Regions from separate parts of the Homo sapiens genome. Here all the other regions are linked to region 3. Evidence: chromatin loops called from intact Hi-C (ENCODE). Cell type or tissue: Caco-2. All regions are shown on one strand.

The links. Hi-C counts contacts between places; a loop is a spot of excess contacts. Peaks named below come from ENCODE experiments on the same cell type or tissue, not always from the same donor. Only the 100,000 strongest peaks of a DNase experiment are listed, where the experiment ranks them.
Region 1: it touches region 3 in a loop (10-fold over the local background); 3 of 110 quality-filtered maps call a loop at or near these places.
Region 2: a loop joins it to region 3, with 6 times the contacts of the local background. A loop is called at or near these places in 4 of 110 quality-filtered maps.

The regions. Positions count from the first base shown.
Region 1 is chr10:5,143,489-5,151,488 of GRCh38, reverse strand. It overlaps a transcript of AKR1C8 not described here. Among named protein-coding and RNA genes, the nearest start is that of AKR1C8, 38 kb to the left of the region's middle. In Caco-2, no CTCF peak of the experiment used is centred here; DNase peaks (open chromatin) are centred at 3,608 and 4,118.
Region 2 is chr10:5,005,091-5,013,090 of GRCh38, reverse strand. It overlaps a transcript of AKR1C2 not described here. Among named protein-coding and RNA genes, the nearest start is that of AKR1C2, 5.2 kb to the right of the region's middle. In Caco-2, no CTCF peak of the experiment used is centred here; a DNase peak (open chromatin) is centred at 3,700.
Region 3 is chr10:5,067,786-5,075,785 of GRCh38, reverse strand. All of the region lies in intron 3 of LOC107984198 (a long non-coding RNA gene), which reads right to left. It overlaps LOC124902366 (a long non-coding RNA gene), which reads left to right and starts at 2,817. Exons shown (of 2, transcript XR_007062039.1): 1 at 2,817-8,000. It also overlaps a transcript of AKR1C3 not described here. In Caco-2, no CTCF peak of the experiment used is centred here; DNase peaks (open chromatin) are centred at 3,965 and 6,995; H3K4me3 peaks cover 883 bases.

The DNA of each region.
Region 1 (8,000 bases), 76 kb before region 3:
AAACAAACTGACTCCATCCTGCTTCTAACCTCCAAGCTCTTCTTGTTCACTCATGGGCATAGGCTGAACTAACTTTTGGGGGAACTTAGTTTGTAGTTTGAAACAAAGATGATAACAGCCCTTTCCCAAAACAAACCCTTTCCTGCCTGGGGACTAGACTGCTTTAGTAGGACTAATATATTAGCCACAAGATTAGAAATTATGGTTTACGAGTCATGCGGCTGGAGGCTATAAGATTCTGAACTTCCATAAATTGCTCCTGGATAACATCACTTTTGTAAAGCCTAAGATCAGTGCTTGAGATATTTTGCAGACCCTGAACCTGATAGATCAGCTGGTGCCACCCAGATTAATAAACTGGCTCATTCGGTCTTGTGCCCCCCACCCATGAACTGACTCAGTGCAAGAGGACAGCTTCAACTCCCTATGATTTAATCTCCAACCCAACCAATCAACACTCCTGACTCACTGGTCCCCTACCCACCAAGTTATTCTTAAAAATTCCAACCCCTGAGTCTTCAGGGAGACTGATTTGAGTAGTAATAAAACTCTGTTCTTCTATATACCTGGAACAGTGTGAATTAATCTCTTTCTCTATTGCAATTCCCCTGTCTTGATAGATCAGCTCATTCTAGGCAGTGGCAAGGAGAACCCACCGGGCAGTTACAATGTTGTCTTGATTAGGTCTTATTTCTTGGGAAACTGAGTCTCCTTTCTATGAGAAGTAGAGGTTTTTTTTTTAATCTTTGCATTATTATGTGGCTAAATGAATGACTTATTTTACAGTGATCTGTGACTTTATTTTGTGGTATAAAATGTCTTAAGGCTTTGCTATTTGACAAACGTTCCAAAAATCAAAAGTTCAAGTTACACATTTAGTCTTTTTTACCTCATTAACTTTCACAAATATTAGGGCTCCTAAAGTCCAAAACTTACATATTTGAGATGTTAAAATTATACAGGAAGCATTGTCAAATATGAAATAGTGTTTAACTTTCTTTGAGTGTGATTTATATAGGGTGTTATTAATATGTGTTCTTCAATTATATGAGATTTCTATAATTCTGATATATCTTAGTATATATTCTTAATTATTATAATTTTTATGTTAAATTGGTGTATGGCATAAAATATTCCTTTGTCAATTGTGTCTTTGATCATGGCTATCCTAAGAATTTTGTCATCCAAAGACAATTGTTGTCTTAATTTGATCCTTCTCAAAAAGCAACTTATAATCACCTCTTGTCCAAGACTTGCTTCTTTAAATACACTTGCAGAAAGGAGTCCAACGGGTACATTTAAATGCATTTTTGTAGTAACCATGGAAATTGTGCCATTGGACTAAAGAAAACATCCTGGAATCCCCTCAGTGAAGAGCTAATATGTTCATAAAATTATTAGCTCCAATATCAAACAACATGAGTTCATTGCATGGGACCAAACTAATAGAAGACTAAAACAATTTTATGACATTTTGTTTAAATTACTGCTGATTCTTTCTGTTTTGTTTTTCAAAGTCCAGAAGACTTTATTCTTTTGAGCTGTTTTTATAGCTTTCAGTGACTGAGTAAAATATTCTTTTTTGAGAAAAATTTGAAACAAAATTTGAAAAATATTTTTTCTCTTCGCCTAATTCTTCCAGAATTTGAAACGTATTTGTGAGTATTCTTAATTTATGGCAACATAGTTATTCACATAAGTTTAATAAGAATGTGTTTGTTTTTGGAATAAGACACTAATAATTTATCAAAGCTTTAACTGGAATGACATATTTGCAGAAATGAACAGATTACTTTGAGAAATGGAGGTTAACTTTATAAAGCCAATAAAAGTGCCTTGGAAAGACTGTCCTTTTACCTTGCCTATTCCATCTACAGGGTTTCTTACCTGTGAAAAATAAAGAATGCCATTTTATGACAGGTCCAGTAACTTCAAGTTATTTTGAGACCACAAAAAAGAGAAAATAAACCAATTTATGCAATTCATCTGAAGGCACAGATACATTTTTGGCTGAGATAGAAAGGTCTTTAAAAGTCTAATCTGAGAGTCTTTTAAATAGCTTCAGCAAAGCCAATTTATAAAGAGCCTATTGAACAATAATTATTCTTGTTGCAATGTATGCAAATAATCAGGCCAAGAATAATAAGACTATGACATATTTTGCAAATAAATTGTTTCTATCATTATTTGTCTTTGATAAAATCTAGGGACTGGAGAGAAAAAGTATGTTTCAAAAGAAACTATAGTACACCTGTTATTAGAGTCTACACTTGTCCATTGCTTCTCAGTTTTTATTACTTACTACAATTTATCTGGTCTGAATCCTAAATTATTTTCTGGCTACAAGTCAACAAAATTATGTTTTCATTTTTTTCTACTACTTTCCTTACTTGGAATCACCAAACATTTAAATATATATAACAGCTATATATATATTTGTGCTTACTGACTGTAGAGTTTTTAGTAGTAAAGACAGAATCTGTCTTCCAGGATTCCTTTCCTTTTCTTGTTGTAATCTGACCTTGGCATCTTTTTTTCTATTTTTTCTTTCTTTCTGTCCCTGCTTTCTTCCACAGGACGCAAGACTTCACAGCCTCCTAGAAATTAGACTTCCTGGTATGACATAGGAATGAGCCTTACTAAGAAAGGAAAGAAAGAAAAATATATTCTCTGGACCCCATACTCACTATGTCAGAAGGAAAGTTAAGCTTGGTAATGGAGTCATCCAAAAGCTGCCTTCCTTTTATTTCCAAACAGATATCTGTAATTTTGCATGCTTACTATATCCTATATAAAATGTAGATTTATTGAGCGCAAGACAAATGCACAATTTTTTCCCTACTGCTTTGTTTTCACGTGTAAGATAGTAGATTCAGTGAGCACTAATAAGAGGCTCACAAGAATGTAATCACTTGCCTCATTCTGTACCTGACCTGCATTTTTTTATCCTCAAATATTTGTTCTTTACCCTTTAGATATTGCAGTTCCCAAAATCCTCTTTGAAAAAAGTTCAGGTCAAAGATCTTACTGTGACTTGCATTTTTCTTTCTTGGGTGTGTCCTCAACCTTGCCAAAACAAACCTCTAATAGATTGATATCTGCCTGGGTTACTTTTTGGTTTACAATAAGATCAATTATTTATTTGAGGCACATGAGTGTTATTGCTGACTCAAGGATGCCCTGCATCTCTCCTCCCCACTTCTTATTTTTACTTTCCTCCTTCCCTGCTTCTCCCCTCCTCCTCTCTATCTCCTATGTTCCTCCTCCTCTCTATCTCCTATACTACTGAGCATTCTCCTGGCCTCCTGAGATCAGTTTCTCATTCAGCCAGATTGTATACAATCTTCAGGCAGAAGCCCCCACGTAGCAGCCACCTAGTCCCTTGAGTCTTGTGAAGCCAGAGGCCTCACACCTGGCTACTGGAGGAAATGCTGAGTAGAAAAATACAAAAAAAGGAGGGGAGTTTCAAACCTGATATCTCTGTGGCACAAGAGTAGTTGAGATTTGGCAGCTTCGCTGAGCCAGGCAGAAGCCTAATGCATGGGTGGAGGCCCCACCCAGAGTCTCTACTTGAGCAATGATAAGCAGAAATGTGGGATCAGAAGTCACCATGGTGTTTCTACCTAGTGGAGATGTGGGAGCAGGACCACAGCCGTCCAGATCCCAGAATCACAGACCCTTTGGCAGCTTGAAACTTCTGCCTGGAAAAGTCTCACAGGCATAGAACTCCAACCTGTAAGAGTAGCCATGTGGGCTGTGCCCAGCAAAGCCATGGAGACAGGGCTGCCCAAATGCTTGAGAGCTGGCCCTTTGCATCAATGTGCCCAGGATGCAGGACACAAAGTCACCAGAAATTATCTTGGAACTATAAGGTTGAACGTCTGCCTTGCTGGGATTCTGGCTTCCACAGGTCCTGTTTCTCCTGACTTTACCCACACCATTTTTTTTTTTGGTTAATTTTTTACCTTCTGGAAAAGGAATGTTTACTCACAACTGATAACGATGTTGTACTTCAAAAGCAAATAACTTGTTTTTGACTTCACAGGCTCATAACCAGCAGGAACTTGCCTTGAGTCTGAGATGAACTTTTGTACTTTGGAATTTTAAGTTGGTGCTGGGCCAGGGGAAGAATGCTGTAATTGCGATATTTGACCCTCTAAACCATATGCTGAGTTCTCAATGTAGGAAGTGGGGCCTAGTGGGATTGTTATGGTCATTGGGACAGATCCATCATGAGTGGCTTGGTGCTCTGCCTGCAGTAGTGAGTGAATTCTTGCATTATTTCTTTTCTTGATGGCTGCTTGTTAAAAAGAGCCTGGCACCTTACTCGCCTTCTATTGCTTTCCTATCTCACCATCTGACGTCAGCGCATGCTAACTCCACGTCTCCTTTTGCCATGAATGGAAGCAGCCTGGGGCCCTCACCAGAGGCCTACCAGATACCAGTGCCATGCTTCTTGTACAGTATGCAGAACCATGAGCCAAAGAGACTTCTTTATAAATTACTCACCTTCGGGTATGCCTTTATAGCAACACAAATGTACTAAGACAGTATCTAATTTCTCTACACACCTAGAACCAGTACATCCTGAGTGAGTGATCTTAATACCCGATAATCACAGACATACCATTAGTGACAAAGCTTTCCATTTGAGAAGATAACCCTTCTAGACATTGGCTTAGGCAATGATTTCATGACCAAGAACCCAAAAGCAAATGCAATAAAAGCAAAGATAAGTAGCTGGGACCTAATTAAACTAAAGAGCTTTTGCATGGCAAAAGGAACAGTCAGCAGAGTAAACAGACAACCCATAGAGTGGGTTATTTTGAATAGTTTTCCATAACTATTCAAAAGTATCATATATAGAGTCACTAATTTCCTGGCCTTTCACAAATTGTGGAGTATGGTAATGTGGATAGTTTATGCATCTGCAAAAACAGTTCATATTGTAAACTATTAGCACTTTCTATATTACGAGACATAAGCTTCTCTCTCGGGATATCTAGAAGCTCTTAGGTCATGGATACATTGCTTGATCTGTTATTTCAAATACCTGAGCTAATTTTTTTAACTTTACCAATCAACATTAGTTACAACCAAGCAACATTATTTTATTGAATAATTTTTTTTCTTCTTTTATTATTATACTTTAAGTTTTAGGGTACATGTGCACATTGTGCAGGTTAGTTACATACGTATACATGTGCCATGCTGGTGCTGCACCCACTAACTCGTCATCTAGCATTCGGTATATCTCCCAATGCTATCCCTCCCCCCTCCCCCCACCCCACAACAGTCCCCCAGAGTGTGATGTTCCCCTTCCTGTGTCCATGTGACCTCATTGTTCAATTCCCACCTATGAGTGAGAATATGCGGTGTTTGGTTTTTTGTTCTTGCAATAGTTTACTGAGAATGATGATTTCCAATTTCATCCATGTCCCTACAAAGGACATGAACTTATCATTTTTTATGGCTGCATAGTATTCCATGGTGTATATGTGCCACATTTTCTTAATCCAGTCTATCATTGTTGGACATTTGGGTTGGTTCCAAGTCTTTGCTATTGTGAATAGTGCCGCAATAAACATATGTGCACATGTGTCTTTATAGCAGCATGATTTATAATCCTTTGGGTATATACCCAGTAATGGGATGGCTGGGTCAAATGGTATTTCTAGTTCTAGATCCCTGAGGAATCGCCACACTGACTTCCACAATGGTTGAACTAGTTGACAGTCCCACCAATAGTGTAAAAGTGTTCCTATTTCTCCACATCCTCTCCAGCACCTGTTGTTTCCTGACTTTTTAATGATTGCCATTCTAACTGGTGTGAGATGGTGTCTCACTGTGGTTTTGATTTGCATTTCTCTGATGGCCAGTGATGATGAGCATTTTTTCATGTGTTTTTTGGCTGCATAAATGTCTTCTTTTGAGAAATGTCTGTTCATGTCCTTTGCCCACTTTTTGATGGGGTTGTTTGTTTTTTTTCTTGTAAATTTGTTTGAGTTCATTGTAGATTCTGGATATTAGCCCTTTATCAGATGAGTAGGTTGCGAAAATTTTCTCCCATTTTGTAGGTTGCCTGTTCACTCTGATGGTAGTTTCTTTTGCTGTGCAGAAGCTCTTTAGTTGAATTAGATCCCATTTGTCAATTTTGTCTTTTGTTGCCATTGCTTTTGGTGTTTTAGACATGAAGTCCTTGCCCATGCCTATGTCCTGAATGGTATTGCCTAGGTTTTCTTCTAGGGTTTTTATGGTTTTAGGTCTAACGTTTAAGTCTTTAATCCATCTTGAATTGATATATGCAAATCAATAAATGTAATCCAGTATATAAACAGAGCCAAAGACAAAAACCACATGATTATCTCAATAGATGCAGAAAAGGCCTTTGACAAAATTCAACAACCCTTCATGCTAAAAACTCTCAATAAATTAGGTATTGATGGGACATATTTCAAAATAATAAGAGCTATCTATGACAAACCCACAGCCAATATCATACTGAATGGGCAAAAACTGGAAGCATTCCCTTTGAAAACTGGCACAAGACAGGGATGCCCTCTCTCACCACTCCTATTCAACATAGTGTTGGAAGTTCTGGCCAGGGCAATTAGGCAGGAGAAAGAAATAAAGCGTAGTCAATTAAGAAAAGAGGAAGTCAAATTGTCCCTGTTTGCAGACGACATGATTGTATATCTAGAAAACCCCATTGTCTCAGCCCAAAATCTCCTTAAGCTGATAAGCAACTTCAGCAAAGTCTCAGGATACAAAATCAATGTACAAATATCACAAGCATTCTTATACACCAATAACAGACAGAGAGCCAAATCATGAGTGAATTCCCATTCACAATTGCTTCAAAGAGAATAAAATACCTAGGAATCCAACTTACAAGGGATGTGAAGGACCTTTTCAAGGAGAACTACAAACCACTGCTCAAGGAAATAAAAGAGGATACAAAGAAATGGAAGAACATTCCATGCTCATGGGTAGGAAGAATCAATATCGTGAAAATGGCCATACTGCCCAAGGTAATTTACAGATTCAATGCCATCCCCATCAAGCTACCAATGCCTTTCTTCACAGATTTGGAAAAAACTACTTTAAAGTTCATATGGAACCAAAAAAGAGCCCGCATCGCCAAGTCAATCCTAAGCCAAAAGAAGAAAGCTGGAGGCATCACGCTACCTGACTTCAAACTATACTACAAGGCTACAGTAACCAAAACAGCATGGTACTGGTACCAAAACAGAGATATAGATCAATGGAACAGAACAGAGCCCTCAGAAGTAACACCGCATATCTACAACTATCTGATCTTTGACAAACCTGAGAAAAACAAGCAATGGGGAAAGGATTCCCTATTTAATAAATGGTGCCGGGAAAACTGGCTAGCCATATGTAGAAAGCTGAAACTGAATAATTTTCCATAACTATTCAAAAGTATCATATATAGAGTTACCAATTTCCTGGCCTTTTGCAAATTGTGGAATATGGTAATGTGGATAGTTTATGCATCTCTAAGAACAGTTCATATTGTCAACTATTAGCACTTTCTGTATTATTGGAAATAGAGTCTTTAGTATTCTCAAGTTTGGTTAGATTAGAGTGGTCATTCCATAAACTCCAAAATGAATTCAGAAAACTCAGTATAAATTCTGTTCCCCTAGAACCACTTCCACTGCCAAAATCAATATGGTTAAAATTCTCCAAAGAAACAGAAATCTAAAATATATATAGATATAAATATATAGATATTATATATAATATATATCTAAATATATTTAATAATATATCTAGTATATGTTAGATCCATATGTTTACACATGTATTATATATACATGTATATGTGTGTCATCTCATATATAAATGTATAAAATCATTTTTATGATTTTATGTATGAACAGGAATACATTTGAGGGATTGCCTCATTTCAATTATGTTTTCTGAAAAGCGCTACCAAGCACCTTTCAAAAGCTGTAGAACCATGAAAGCCAGTG
Region 2 (8,000 bases), 63 kb after region 3:
ACTCATTAGTTATTTTTCAAAATCTTCTCCCTTGTCCCAATTTTGATAAATTGGTAGAGGCAACAGCCTGAATAGAGGTTCATTCAAGTGTAGGAAGAGAAGAATTAGATACAGAAGTGTAGAAGGTATTCAAAGAATGGGTTATAAATACACCAGACAATTGAGAAGTCCCTGAAGAAAACAATGAAGTCAAATGACAATTTTCTTTGAGATGACAGAAAAAACAGCATGCCTATGTGCTCTTAGGAAGAATCTAGTAGAAAGAGAAAAATTGATGATGCAGGAGAGAGATGAGAATTGCTGAATCACGTTTGAATTCATTTCTTATTTCTGCAGTAAAAAATTATCACAAATGTTGTGGCCTGAAGCACCATAATTAATTTTCTCACAGTTCTGGAGATCAGAATTCCAAAATCTCGTTCAACAGGCTAAAGTCAGGGTGTCCACAAGGTTGTATTTTTTCTTGAGGGTCTAGGGGAAAATGCTATTCTGGGCCATTCCAGGTTCCAGAGAATGTGTTCCTTGGCTCATGGCACTTATTCTATCTTGAAAGCCAACTGCATGGCATCTTAGGATCTCTTCCCTATGGGTCTTTCCTTACACATCCTCTTTGATTGTGGCCCTCCTGGGTGCCACTTGTAAGGATTTTGAGATGACATTGCCCATCCAGATGATTCAGGAAATGCTTCTATCTTAGGATCCTTAACATAATCACATCTGCAAAGTTTGTTTTGCCAGGTAAGGTAACATAGTCACAGCTTCCAAAGATAAAGGCATGAGTTATTGGCAGGGCAGGGGGAGGGAGCAGTATTGAGCCTACTGTACTAGCTTTGTGGAGAACTTGAAGCAAGTAAGCCTTAATTTTCTAGCCTTGCTAATAGAAAGTACTATATCACTAGCCACTAGGTCCTGAAAAATCTAGATTTCATCTCAGATATAATGAAATAAAAACCTGTTCCTTAGCTCTGATATCATTTATACCCTATCATATGTCCCCTTCTAGATATAGTCCCTTTATTCCCTTAGTTTACCCTTTCTCCCAGGATTTGTGAATATCTTTTTTCGCTGTACATGCAGAGAACTCCAGCATTGCTGTTCTTTACATTCTCAACAACTGAAAGTTTCTACTCATACCTAGATTATACTTCAGGCAACTACTTCCATGTTATAACTTATACAGACAAAGAAGTACTTATAACTGCTCTATGAACCTTTAACTTTAACACACTTCATACTAATGAAGCCTCTTACGCTTCGATTTTCACTACACATCAGTTCATCAAGTTCTTGTTCATTAAGGGTTGCAGTCATTGGGTCTCTCGTGTTTCCTCTTTCCATTCTTTCAATCCCCACACAGGTTTACATATTCAGATTTGCTTACATAATAAAGTAAATTGAAATCCTCAGACTACACTCATTCTCTCTAAATTTCTCCTTTAGGTTTTCTGCTGATTGGGGTCTCTTGTCCTTGTACCTATTGATCTGTGCTTATAGCAAACAAACTGGATCAATGTGCGTGCAGCCAGATCAAATTGCCCTGCTTGTGTTTTTGTAGACCATCTTGCCAAAAGCTAAAATCCTACACCAGAGATTCTTATTCATTAGATCTGTAGTGAAGTCTAGGTATTACTATGTTTTATTTATTTTATTTTTGGATTTGTATAAAATTAAAGTTTACAAGTGCAGTTTGCTACATAGATACATTGCACAGTGGTGAGGTCTGGGCTTTTAGTGTAGCTATCACCAGAATAATGTCCATTGTATTTACCCAATAATTTCCCAGCCTCCCAGCCTTCTGAGTCTCCACCAGTGGGAGACAGAAGATCCAGTGGGCAGATACCAAGTGCCTGTAGGTGTGCCTAGGCATGGAGTTGGGAAACCTCTGCTCTTTGATGAATTTTAAAGAGGTTATTTGGGTTTTCTTGTTATTGTTGTTGTTGGGTTGAGTTCCTTATAAATTTTGGATATCAGTGCCCTATTAGATTCACAATTTGCAATTATTTTTCCCAATTGTGTAGGTCATCTGTTCTCTGTTGATTTTTTTTTTTTTTGCTTTACAGAAGCTTATTGGTCTAATTAAGTCATATGCATCTCTTCCTATTCTCTCATTTGTGTTTTTGAAATCTTAGTCTGAGTTCCTTGCTGAGACCTACTTAGGAATTTTTTGCCCCAATAAGTTTACCTTAGATTTTCTTCTAGCACTTGATAGTCTCAGGTCTTATATTTAATTAAGACTTTGATTTATTTCCAGTTGTTTTAAAAGCTTGCAAAGCTATTTTGAGGTATAAGCAAGGTTGCACGTCTAACTTTTTGAAAATATCAATTTTTCATTACGGTTTTAGGGGTTAGGATTGCCTTATCATCAACATGAATTTTGCTATAAAAGCTTTGCTAAGGTCACTCATGTTTATTCCCTTGCCCTTGGCATGAACTACAGTGGGAAGAGTGCTGCAACCCAGCCCTAGCCAACGCCGCATGAGAGGGAGTGTGCCGAGGGCTTCTGAGAAGGTTTCTCTCACATCTAGAAAGAAGCGCTTAAGATGTGGCAGCCCCTCTTCTTCAAGTGGCTCTTGTCCTGTTGCCCTGGGAGTTCTCAAATTGCTGCAGCAGCCTCCACCCAGCCTGAGGATGACATCAATACACAGAGGAAGAAGAGTCAGGAAAAGATGAGAGAAGTTACAGACTCTCCTGGGCGACCCCGAGAGCTTACCATTCCTCAGACTTCTTCACATGGTGCTAACAGATTTGTATGTGAAATGAGACAGTTTCCTGATTCCCCTTGCAGGACTTGCGACAGGGGTGTGGCTCACCGGTTCAAACTGCTTGAGGGAGGGGGAGCATGGAGATGGGCAGGTGCACAGGCCAGGGCGAGCGCTTTGGGCTCTGGCTCCATGGTAGTGTCTAGTGGTGGGTGCCTGCAACCACAGTGTTGTAAAGCTCTTTCAGCTTTGCCATCTGCAGACGGCTTGAGTCTGCAGCTCCATGGACCCTCTGACTTATCTCAAAGGCAGAGGGCCAGTGTGACAGCTTTCTATATCCCAAGCTCTTGCCAGGCATCCCAGAAGAGTCAGATCACATGTGGGCTCAAAGGATGAGGGCAAGATTTTATTGAGTGGTGGAGGCAGCTCTCAGCAAGATGGATGGGGAGCCGGAATGGGGGAATGAGTAGGAAGGTGATCTTTCCTTGGAGTCAGGCTGCCCAGTGGCCGGACTCTTCTCCAATCCTCCTAGGCCAAATTCCTTTCAGTGTCCAATGTCCCTCCTCTTCTCTCTTTCTGTGTGTCATTGTTCTGCCGTCCATCTGGTTGCCTCCTTGTCTCCTCACCTGCTGGTCTGCCCAGGAACTTAGGCTTTGGGGGTTTATATAAGGGCAGAATGGAGGTGTGGTGGGCCAAAAGGCAAATTTTGGGGGCGTGAAAACAGAAATGCCTGTTCTCATTTAGGGGCACGAGTATCCAGGCTTAAAGGTGGGGGCCTTTGCTGGGAAACCACCCTCTTCTACCCAGTATTTCCCTGTCTCCTGTCCATATCACATGGAGTTTAAACCATTCAGAAATAGTTTTTTCTCACCTGGTTTTATGCTAACCAAAACAACTATAATATTAATACTTTTCTCTTTACAACCTCCCCTGCTTGTTGACCTATCTAGGAGTGGTCGCAAGGTGTGCAAGCTGCTGAGTCACCCTGACTGCATCAACCCCAGGAGCTTGAGGGGTGAACAATAGTATTGAGCAATAGTAAAATAACAAACAGTGCAGACAAGGCAGACGTCTCAAAAAGTGCTCGGTGCAATTGTCACTCATCCAGAGTCAACATTGGTGACACAGTTGTTTCTTCAAACAGAGTTCACTCTGAAAAAACTGAGCAAGGTGGAATTTACTTTAAATTTCATGGGTTGTGAAATTTCAACTAATGTCATAATTAAAACTTCCTACATATTGCTTTAGGCATCTCTGTCTTTTCCCCAAAATTTTCTCCATGGCATCAGCAGTACCTCAGCCTCCTCCACAGCCTCCCAGCTCTTCCTTTTTCCTCCTGCACGGCTTTTGGCATCCCACCATTTTCCACAGCAATGCAGGCTAACTGTGAGCTTCCACAGCCTCTCACAGACATGACTTCACCCACAAACCTCTGTGAGGCTCAAGTGTACCCCTTTTTGTTCACATAGAACCTCTTCACCCCAGAGAATTGAGTCAACCAAACAGGAAATCTCAGGACAAACAGTGCTGGCAAACATCATTTTGTTTAAAGTATCATATCAATATGTATTTGTTGAGAAAATATTCGGAGTTCTTTGCAAACTGTAACACTTGTTCAGAAAAAATAGTGAGAAGAAATTAGGATCATTTATTTACTTGAGGCACATGAGTGTTCTTTATGTATGACTCAAGGACATCCCACTTCTGTCCTCCCTGATCTTCCATCTTCCATCTGCTTTCCTCCCTCTTCCCATCTCCCTTTCCTCATATTCCTCTCCCTCTCCCTCACCTATAGGACTGAGAATTCCTGTGGTCTCCTGAGATCAGTTTCTTTCCACCAGATTGTAAACAAGCTGTGGAAAGTTTTAGTTCTTAGCGACTCCACGACCCACACTAGTCAGGCAGAAGCCCCCATGTACAAGGTACCCCTTGAGCCTTGGCAAGGTGCATGACACACACTTGGTCACTGGAGGAAATGATGAGTAGAGAGTGACAAGCAGAGGAGGGGAGCTTTGGGCCTGAGTCCTCTGGGGCACAAGAGTGGTTGAGGCTTGGCACTTGCCACCTAGATTTCAGACAATGTGTCAGGAATCCTGGATGCCCAGAAAGAAACCTGCTCAGGGTCTGGAGCCCCAACATAAAGCTTTTATTTAGGCAATGTTGAGCACTAATATGTGGTTGGAGCTCTGCAGGGGGTCTCCATGGGTGCACTGTGTAGCAAAGCTGTGGGAGAAAGGCCTTACCCCTCAAAATTCCAGAATTATAAATCTATCAGCCGCTTGCAACTTCAGCCTGGAAAAGCCATGGGCATTAAACTCCAAACTGTGAGAGCAGCCATGTGGGCTGCACCCTGCAAAGCCACAGGTACAGTGCTTCCCAAAGCCCCCAGAAGCCTACCCCTGTCACCAGTGTGCCCAGAATGAAGAATATAGAGTCAAGGAAGTTGATTTTGCAGCTTTAAGATTTAATTTCTGCCCTGTCGGCTTTATGACTTGCATGAAGCCTCTTCCTCTTCTCTTTAAGCTGACATTTCCCTTTTGAAATGAGATTGTTCAACCACTGCCTATAAAACCATTGTAATTTGGAAGGAAATAACTTGTTTTTGATTTTACAGGCTCATAGCCGGTAGAAATTTTTCTTGGATCTCAGATAAATCTTTGCATTTTAGACATTTAAGTTGATTCTAAACCTGATAAGGCTTTAGAGACTCTTGAGGTAAACTGATTGGATTTTGTATGTAAGAAAGACCTGAAATTTATGTCTGCAGCTTTTTCTCCTTTATATCCTCAACTAACAATATTTTGGGGTTTCTATGATTCTTTGCTAAAATCTGGATTCCCGTTTCAATTTCTCTTGTGCATAATCTGTAATTATTTTCTCTGTAGTTACCATTGGAATGACATACTGCATCCTATAGTTATACCATCCACTCTGAAATCAATGTGAATTTAACTTCAGTTCCATACAGAAACTTCTTTTCCACAGGTACGTTTCTGCTTCACATTATTGATGTCACTAATTACAACTTTATATATGGTGTACATGTTAACAGAAAGTTATTCTTATTGTAATGTAAATCTTGAAGAAAATGAAAGTAAAAGCAAATTTCACAAATACATGTTTCCACGTTTTTCATACACCTACCTTTACGAGAGGTCTTTATACCTCTATATGACTTCACGTTGCTGTCTAAACTTCTTTCATTTCAAAGTGAATGACTCTCTTAAGCATTTCTTGTAGAGCAGTTCTAATGGCAATGAACTCCTGCAGCTTCTACATCACATAGTCTTACTAACTTTCTAATTTTTAAGAAATAATTTGGCTGGGTGCAGTGGCTAATGCCTGTAATCCGAGCACACTGGGAGGCCAAGGTGGGCGGATCACAAGGTCAAGAAATAGAGACCATCCTGGCTACCATAGTGAAACCCTGTCTCTACTAAAAATACAAAAATTAGCTGGGCATGGTTGTGCACGCCTGTAGTCCCAGCTACTCAGGAGGCTGAGGCAGGAGAATTGCTTGAACCGGGAGAAAGAGATTGCAGTGAGCTGAGATGTACCACTGCACTCCAGCCTGGTGACAGTGCAAAACTCCGAAAAAAAAAAAAAGAGGCTGAAATAATTTTTTTGCCAAATATGGATTCGGTGAAATTTTTTTTTATTGATCACATTAAATATATCACCTACTATATCCTCCAAAGACTCTCATAAGAAATCTGTGGATCACCTTGTCCAGGATCCCTTGTACCCCATGAGTCATGTTTATCTTCGTACTTTTTATTTTTGTTGTTGTTTTTTTCAGATGGAGTTTAAGCCCAAGCTGGAGTGCGATGGTGCAATCCCAACTCACTGCAACCTCTGCCTCCCAGGTTCAAGCTATTTTCCTGGCTTAGCCTCCGGAGTAGCTGGAATTACAGATGTGCGCCCCCATGACCAGCTAATTTTTTCTATTTTTAGTAGAAATAGGGTTTCACCATGTTAGCCAGGCTGGTCTCGAACTCCTGACCTCAGGTGATCCGCCTGCCTCGGCTCCCAAAATCTCTTGTTATTTAAAGATTATCTCTTTGTCTGGCTTTTAGAGTTGGATGATAACACATATAGGTCTGAGTCTCTTTGACTTTATGCTATATGCAGTTCTTTAAGTTACTTGAATTTGTAGATTTTTGTCTTTAACCAATTTGAAAAATTTTGATGATTTTATTCTCCAAATAATTTCTCTACTACCATGGGTTTGCACTTCCCCTTCTGGGAATCCAATACTATCATACTGGTTGGCTTGAAGGTGTCCCATAAGTCCCTTAGGACCTGTTCACATTTCTTTATTCTTGCTTCATGTCCTTAGACTCAGGAATTTCAAGTGTGCTATCCCTATGTGTATTGATTATATCTTCATCCTGCTCAAATTTGCTATTGAAACACTCTCTGGTGAGTTTTTCATTCAGGTATATTTTTTAGCTCCAATTTGTTTCCTTTTCTTTTTATAATTTCTGTATTAATACTATATTGTGATTTTCTTATTTTTTCAGATTTTCTGTAGTTCTTAATCCATATTTTTCATTAGCAATTTTAGCATATTTAAGACAGCTGTTTAAATGCTTCTCTACTAATTCTAATGCCTGTGATTCTTCAGGAATGATTTCTACTGATTTATTTCTTCCTCATAATGGACTGTGATTTCTTGTTTCTTTGTATGCCTTGTCATTTTATTTTTTTGAGCTGGAGTCTTGCTCTGTCACCAGAATGGAGTGCAGTGGTGCCATCTCGGCTCACTGCAACCTCTGCCTCCTGGGTTCAAGCGATTCCTCTGCTTTAGCCTACCGAGTAGCTGGGACTACAGGTGCTCACCACCACGTCCATCTATTTTTTTTTGGATTTTAGTAGAGACGGGGTTTCACCATGTTGGCCAGGATGGTTTCCATCTCCTAACCTCGTGATCTGCTCACCTTGGCCTCCCAAAGTGCTGGGATTACAGGTGTGAACCACCGTGCCTGGCCTGTATGCCTTGTTATTTTATTTAACTGGGCATTTGAAAAAATAAACATCTTTTTTACTGTATATAGATTTGTTCTATGTCATGACAGTCATTAACTTATATGTGCGGCAGGTTCTCAGTCAAGGCATCAGCCCTACGTAAAACTCAAGTCCTTCTTAGTTTGTTTCTGAACATGTACCTATGTGGACTGTGTTTGCCCTTTTATATTTCCCCAAATAACCAATGGCTTTTGAATTGCTTACTATTATGAAATTTTGCATCCCAGTTTCTCCTCAATAGCTTAGATGGACTATTGCATGTCTCTTCCCCTG
Region 3 (8,000 bases):
TCTCCTGCCTCAGCCTCCCGAGTAGGTGGGATAGGAGGCATGCACCACCATGCCCGGCTAATTTTGTATTTTTAGTAGAGACAGGGTTTCTTCACGTTGGTCAGGCTGGTCTCAAACTCCCAACCTCAGGTGATTCGCCCACCTCAGCCTCCCAAAGTGCTGGGATTACAGGCATGAGCCACAATGCCTGGCCATTCCTTGACAAATGGCTTTTTTCCACATGACAAATTCCCTTGGGAAAAGCTCTGATTGAGAATAAGTGTCTACCAGTAGATCAATCCTTTATGGTCCGACAGGGTGTTAAAAAAAACTTATTTATGACATTTCCTAAAACACAGTGAGAAATACTTCACTCAAGGGGGGCCATGGCGTTAGATGTAGGGCCACTTAATTTGGGTCTTTCTGTGGGAGAGCGATCATGCTGGTGGGGGCCAAGGGAAAAAATTTTCTCTACCTTCTTAAGTTCACTAAAAATTCACCTAACAAAAGGCAGATTAGAAAGAGAAAAGGCACACAAACTTATGACCATGTGTAGGGGAGAACCACAGAGCAACGTGTAAACCATCTAAGTTTATAAAAAAAAAATGAGAGAGGGACTTAAATCTTGGCAAAACAGATTGTAGTGGCAACATGGGTTATGGGAGGGAGAAAAGAGGAGGCCTGGCTAGCAGAGGTCTTGTTATTGTCAACCAAAGAATGATGAGACAGGTCTCAGTAATTTTAGGAGATTTATTTGCCAAAGTTGAGGATGCACCCAGGAGACAGGTCTATGCCTTTCTCTGATTTTGAGGGCTCCAAATTTAAAGGGGAAAGGGCGGGATATTGAGAAGCACACAGTTCTCACATCAACAACAGGGGGCAGAGGAAAAATATGGGGACTCTGCATTTTACATAAGATAACACAGACAAAATGGGGTAGGTGAACAATCGGAAATGCATTTGTGTCTGTGGGGTGACCGCAACTGTAAAGATAAGCTATGGATTTGTATCACCATGGTGAAGTTTCAACAGCTCACCAGGAATTTCCTTGTGGACAAAATATGGGGGAGGTGGGTAGCCTTTCATCTTGTAGCCATCTTATTTAGGAACCAAAAGAGGGAGGCAGGTTTTTGTGTCCCAGTTCCTGGCTAGAATTTTCTCTTTGGCTAAAAGAGTTTCGGGTACCAAAATTTAATCTTCTTGCACACTATGTCAATGAAACCTCACAGATAGCAGCACTTAAGAGAAGAGATGGAAAATGTTTTCTTCAGACCTTTAAAGATGTCAGACCGTCAGTTAATCTTTCCTAAGTCAAAGGGAAAGCCTCAGAGAAAGCCTGGCTGCATCCAAGCAGAGTTTCTCTACAGGTGCAAGCCTCTCTCATAACAGACAGTTTTCAGCTGTTCTTGTATTTCCTGCCCTTCTGAATAGCCATCTTGAAATTTGTCAAAATACTTTCTTTTAGAGTATGGACCCCCAAAATCTGAGAGAGGTCTCAGTTAATATAGAGAGTTTATTTTGCCAATATTGAGGACAAATGACCATGACACACCCTCAGGAGGTCCTGAGGATATGTGTCCAACGTGGTCGGGGCACAGCTTGGTATCATACATTTTAGGGAGACATGAGACATCAATCAACACATGTATGATGAACATTGGTTCAGTCCGGAAAGGTGGGACAACTTGAAGTGGGGAGGGGGCTTCCAGGTCATAGATAGATAAGAGACAAATGGTTACATTCTTTTGAGTTTCTGGTTAGCCTCTGCAAAGGAGGCAATCAAATATGTAATTATCTCGGTGAGCAGACGGGTGACTTTGAATAGAATGGGGGGCAAGTTTGTGCTGAGCAGTTCCCAGCTTGACTTTTTTCTTTAGCTTAGTGATTTTGGGGCCCTAAGATTTATCTTCCTTTCCCAAGAGTGAAATATTTTGGTTTCCTTCAAGCTCAACTCTGCCTTCAACCAAGACAAGTGGGGATTTACAACCACAGAACAGGGTGAGGTCAAGGAGGAAGAATTACTAACAAGAAGCACCCAAGGTGAGGGTGATGTTCTTGATAGCAGCAAGGCAGAAACTCTGGAATACCAAAATACAGTCATGGCAGTCTTTTCATTTTTCTCATGTCTCCTTGGTACTAATCAAATATGTCAATGCTCTGCCCTTGGCCCTCTTGAGAAGGTGGGGTTTTCAATTCTTCATATGGTTCTGTGATCTGGGCTGGAGCTGCTCGCTGAGTCATGTGGGTAAGACTGAGAGAGAAAGGGGGTCCATGTGCTCAGGACAGTGGATGTAATTGGGCTGTCCCACTGAGGAGTCTGTGTAGGGGAGGGTTGTTCTATGTCTTCCATTATGTTACCAAAGGTAGAAATTATGGGCCTATGGGGATCTCCAATCTCAATCTTTTACCTAATTTGGGACAACTGTCAAGTCTGTTCTCCTTTATATTGGAGAATAATGTTAAAAATGAAATCTCCTGCCATTCTACAAAACTCTCTATAAAGTAGAAAATAAAGAAAATAATTTTCTTATTAAAAAAGCATTAGGGCTGGGTGCAGTGGCTCACACCTGTAATCCCAGCAATTTGGGAGGCTGAGGCAGGCGGATCATGAGGACAAGGGTTCGAGACCAGCCTGGCCAACATGGTGAAATCACATCTCTACTAAGAATACAAAAATTAGCTGGGTGGGGTGGTGCCTGCCTGTAATCCCAGCATCTTGAGAGGCTAAGGCATGTGAATCACTTGAACTCAGGAGGCGGAGGTTGCAGTGAGCCAAGATTGTGCCACTACACTCTAACCTGGGAGAAAGAGCAAGACTCTGTCTCGAAAATAAATAAATAAACAAATAAAATTTAAAAAGCATTAAACCAGGCTGCAATGTGCATCACAGGTAACATGCTAAAGAGATTACAAAGACAGAAAGAAATCTCACCCCTTTATATAGCCAAGAAATATAATCCTTACATGCATCTTCTTGAGATAAATGATAACTGGTCTTCATGTAATAAGGCCTAACACCACCATTTTTTATAACATTCTTTCAAACATTCTTTTTATAACATTCTCCATCCTAAATTCACCTGGTAATTGGGGTATCCTTCTGTGCTAGACAGTCACCTTTATCCCAAGGAAAAATAACATTTCTTTATGACAAGCAGGCAGTTGTAGCTTGGAGTAAGGGGCCCATGGAGATAGGAAGTTATCTTTCTTGATATTTTCATTTCCAAAGAGTTGTCTCTCTTACCCTTAACACAACACTGGCAGGTTGCAATTCTGGCTAGAGGCTTAGTCAGCTTTTCAAAAAACTGACATGCATAATAAAGGGACTAAGGAAGAGTTTACAAATACAATTTTTTTCTTAAGAAAATAGTCTAAGACATGAGCATAGAAGAAAAGGTCTCTATCCTTATTGGCAACAGGAAAAACTCAGCTTTTACAAATGACCCTTACATTTGCCTAGAAACTTGAAGTTCAAGCAAGCATGCTTTCTAAACAGAAGGCTTTAAAGATTCTAATTGCAGTCACATACTCTCCTCCCTGAGGTGGATCATTACCTCGTATTTTAGTGATCAAATATAAGCATTTATTTTGACTTATGCCAGGGTTTGGCCATAAATTAAACACATTTGTAAATCCCTAATACTTAAATTGCTGCTCAATAGTACTAGAACCCAGAGATAAGTGTCACATAGGCTGGTCTTCATTCCCACCTGTCTGTAGCTATTAAATCATAAGAGCCAGAAAAAAAACAAATTCTGCTATTGCTAAAGTCAAAGACAAAGAAAGCTGGGTACTGATTAACATGGTGAGGACAGGTTTTATCAGTAACATAACATCGCAGTAGAGAAGAGGTCCAGCGTGAACTGAACTGAACTATGATCTATGCAAGATGACTCAGCATTTTAAAGGGAAAATGAGGGAGAAGGGAAAGGCTGAGCAGAGACTGAGTGGAATCAGCCAAGCGGAAAATTACAAAAAGTAGGAAGGGGCTGCTTGGGCCATGTGATTAGTCCCTCTGGGTTTGCTAACTGGAACTAAGGGAAGTTGGACTCCTGCCCTCTGTGAGACTGGGAGACAGGCATTTCTTCAGACATTGCTGGAACAAATACTGAATTCTTTTGGAAGCCGTGAGTTTTCTCAGGCTGGCTCTTTAACAGGGCTTGGTTATCTATTGATGTAGCCTTGAACTGTTAGAAATTATGTTTGGGTGTGTTCAGATCCTTACAGACCAAGGCGAGGCCTATTTCAAAAGAGACTCAGAGGAGCCTGGGGAAAGTCTGTTCAAGAAGAGAATCCGTGCCACTGTGTGGGGTGGTCTGTGCCTTAGTCACCGTGAGTTGTGAAAAACAGGTGTTACCAGTACTGACACGCCTCTAAGGAGTCTTTGTCATATTTGATTTGGTCCTCATGCTCTTTGGATTTTACTCTCATTATGTAGAGAGGGAATAGACAGAGCCCATGAGAGCAGGGAGAGTCTCTGCCACTGATCTCCCTTGCTTATTTATTCTCTTGCTCCTGATCTCTTACTCTCCTGCTTTGCACCATGGAGCACCACAGCAGGAAGGCTCTCATCCAATGAGATCACTATGGCCTTGGAATTTCCAGCCTCTGGAGCCATTAGCCAAATATACCTCTATTGTGTAAGAACCAGCCAGTTACAGTTATTTTGTTATAGCAACATAAAGCACAGTAAGATACAGCCATATAATTCTCTGTAAATAAGTGGAAATCCATTGTGAGGCAACAAAAAGAAATGTTTCCAGAGTAGCTGGGACAATCCACTTCAGCCCATCAATACCACCCCATAGAAGCAAAGCAGACATGAAGATCACCTATCAGGGCTCCTAAAATACCCCCAAAACACTGGTTAAGTCTAAGCCTCCTTCTAACAGGCTGTCTTAGTTCATGACAGCTGCTATAACAAAAGACTGCAGACTGGTTAGTTATAAATATCAGGCATGGATTGCTCACAGATCTGGAGGCTAGAAGCTCAAGATCAAGTGCAGACAAATTTAGTGTCTAGTGAGGCCCTGCTTCCTGACTCATAGATAGCTGTCCTCTTTCTATCCTCATGTCACAAAAGGGACAAGCACTCTCTCTTGAATCTCTTTAACAAGGACACTAATCCCATTTATTATGGTTCCACACTCAAGATCCAATTGAGACAGAAAAATAGGGTCTGGAGACAGGGAACACAAGGCCAATTCACACTTCAGCTATGACAGGAAATGTCCTCTCCATAAGGTATATTCCAGGTAAATGACTTTGTAACCTCACTTCACCCTTTTCATTTACATAGTGTGTACACCAGGCAACCAGTGAAAATCCCTAGAGAGTATTTAAACCCCCACAAATTCTGTAACGAGGCCCTTGAGCCACTACGCTCAGGCCCACTTCCACAATGTGGAGTGTACTTTTATTTTCCATAAATATCTACTTTTGTTGCTTCATTATTTCTTTGCTTTTTTGTGCATTTTGTTGAATTCTTTGTTCAAGATGCTGAGAACCTGGACACCCTCCACTGGTAACATATTTTGCTGAGCCAGCCAGGAGAAATTCCAGCAGAAGCTAGGCCCAAAGATTAGGATTTATTTCTCTCCTTTCCTTTCTGTTTCATACAGGGGAATCTCTCCTTGGTGGGCAGTGCCTAAACACAGAGAAAACTGCAGAATTCTGGCTATGGCCAGTGAAAACTAAGGGTGTCCATGTGAAGGCACCTAACCGTCACCAACCAGTTTGCTTAAGGGACCTGGGTCTTCTCTTTTTTTCCTTTCTTTCATTTTCAGCCTCTCAACAACTGCTTTCTAGCAGCTCCTTGAAAATTGAAGGCAATTGGCTGGAGTCACTCCCAGGTATTGCCTGAAGGCCTAGGAATGAATGGGACTATTTGCCCTGCGCAGAAGGCGGAAGGGCTCTTTTCCTTTTTTTTTTTGAGACAGAGTTTCACTCTTATTGCCCAGGCTGGAGTGCAATGGTGTGATCTCAGCTCACCACAACCTCTGCCTCCTGGGTTTAAGCAATACTCATGCCTCAGCCTCCCAAGCAGTTGGAACTACAGGTGCCTGCCACCATGCTGGGCTAATTTTTGTATTTTTAGTAGACGGGGGTTTCACCATGTTGGCCAGGCTCATCTTGAACACCTGACCTCAAGTGATCCACCTGTCTTGGCCTCTCAAAGTGCTGGAATTACAGGCATAAGCCACCATGCCTGGCCAGGAATTCTTGCTTTTTAGGGTTTCGCTTAAGTTTTAGGTTATAAGGATAAGAATTCTAGTTAACACATAATTCAGTAGGCAAAATGTGCTGGAAAAGATTATGTTAGTAGTGAGAAAAAGAATAACTTTGTATAATTCAGAAGTTATCAAATTCTAACTAACTTTTTGGATTTTAGGCTTCTAGACAGTTTAAGCATGTTGAATATACTTTCATAAATAGAATTTGAGTTCTATTTCTCTCTCTGCCTAATTTCTTCAAAATTTGTAAACTATTTGTGAATATTCTTAATTCATGGCAATATGTTTGTCTGCATACAGTTGAGCAGGGTCCCTAGGGCCACTCAGGGAGAAAGAACCCAGAAACCAGACATGCTTGCAAAAGAATATTTCTTACCAGTTAGTCTCTGGTCTCTTTCGCTCTGTGCAAACTGGTTAAATGAAAGGTAAAAGTCACCATTTGTCCCTTCTGTAAAGTTTTAAATTGGTTTAATAATAATATAAGAGCTTAAATCAAATATTTTGTCAGAAAAGTGAAAAATGTAATGCTTTTTATTTAGTTCATGTGACTTGAGTAATCTTTAGGAAATAAACAGTTTTAAAGATTATTGGTAAAATACAGTTGTCTTGAAAATGTAAACATGTGGTCTAAGTTATGTTCAAATATTAGGTTTGCTAAATGCTTTAAGGTCATAAACTGCTTCTTTGGTGTTTGAAATTTGTTTAACTTGCCTGCTTTCCAGCTAGGTAAGGCCTGAGGACAGCCCACTCGGGATGGCCCTGGGGGCTTCTGAGATGAAAGAGGCCTTCTTGGGAGGCTCCCAGCATTCCCTGTGCTCTTGCCTCTTCTCCCCTCTGCCTGCCTGAAGATCCCCCTGAGTCCCTGCCACCCCCTCTCCATGGGGAGTTGGCCATGCCCCTAACTATGCTGGAAACATTCTAATCTTATCAGAACACAACTTAGCAGGTTTTACATTACAATTAAGATTGCTAGGAGTCACCATTAACATGTAATTAAGATTACTAGAAACAGTTTTATATGCAAGATGTGTAAGAATAGTAAAATGTGTTTTTTTTTTTTTTTTGGTAAAAGGTTATAAAGGGTTTTTGCTTAAAATTTCTGAGTCATCATTTTGGCAAAATAAGTAATTTAGGGCAATCTGGAATTCCAAAATCAAACTTCAGTTTCAAAATTGTCTTTTCTAATGCCTGGCTTTTTGGATGGATCAGATGGCCCCTGAAAACATCCAGAAAAGAGGTAAACAAGATTATTTAACATGTTTAGGTACATGGGATCACCAAAATGATGTTCAATCTTCTTTAGGTTATATTTTGTGAATAATGCTAATGTATGTTCTAAGATTATATGGAATTTCTAAAATTCAAATGTCTAATTATATGCCATCAACTATAATTATGATTATTATGTTACTATAAACCATAGAAATAACCAAATTTTCTTGTATAAAGCTACTAATCCAAGTAGAACAAAAAAATTAATCAAATACCAAGAAAATACTTTGTCAGATTTTCATGTTAAACAAGCTAATACTAAAATTATTTAAATATACAATTTGAATAAACTCCATGGTCTGAGTCAAATCACCCATGGTAACTCATCAGCTATCAGTACAATGCACCTAATTTGGAGAATCAACTGGTATTCAAGAGGATATAAGTCTAATGTTAATCAAGTTTAGACTCATGGAGAACCAGGATGGCCACATTGTCCTTCCTGAGTCCTTAAAGCATTTATTATTAAAAGTTCTGCACTCCATGACTCACCATGGAAAAGATAAAATAATCCAA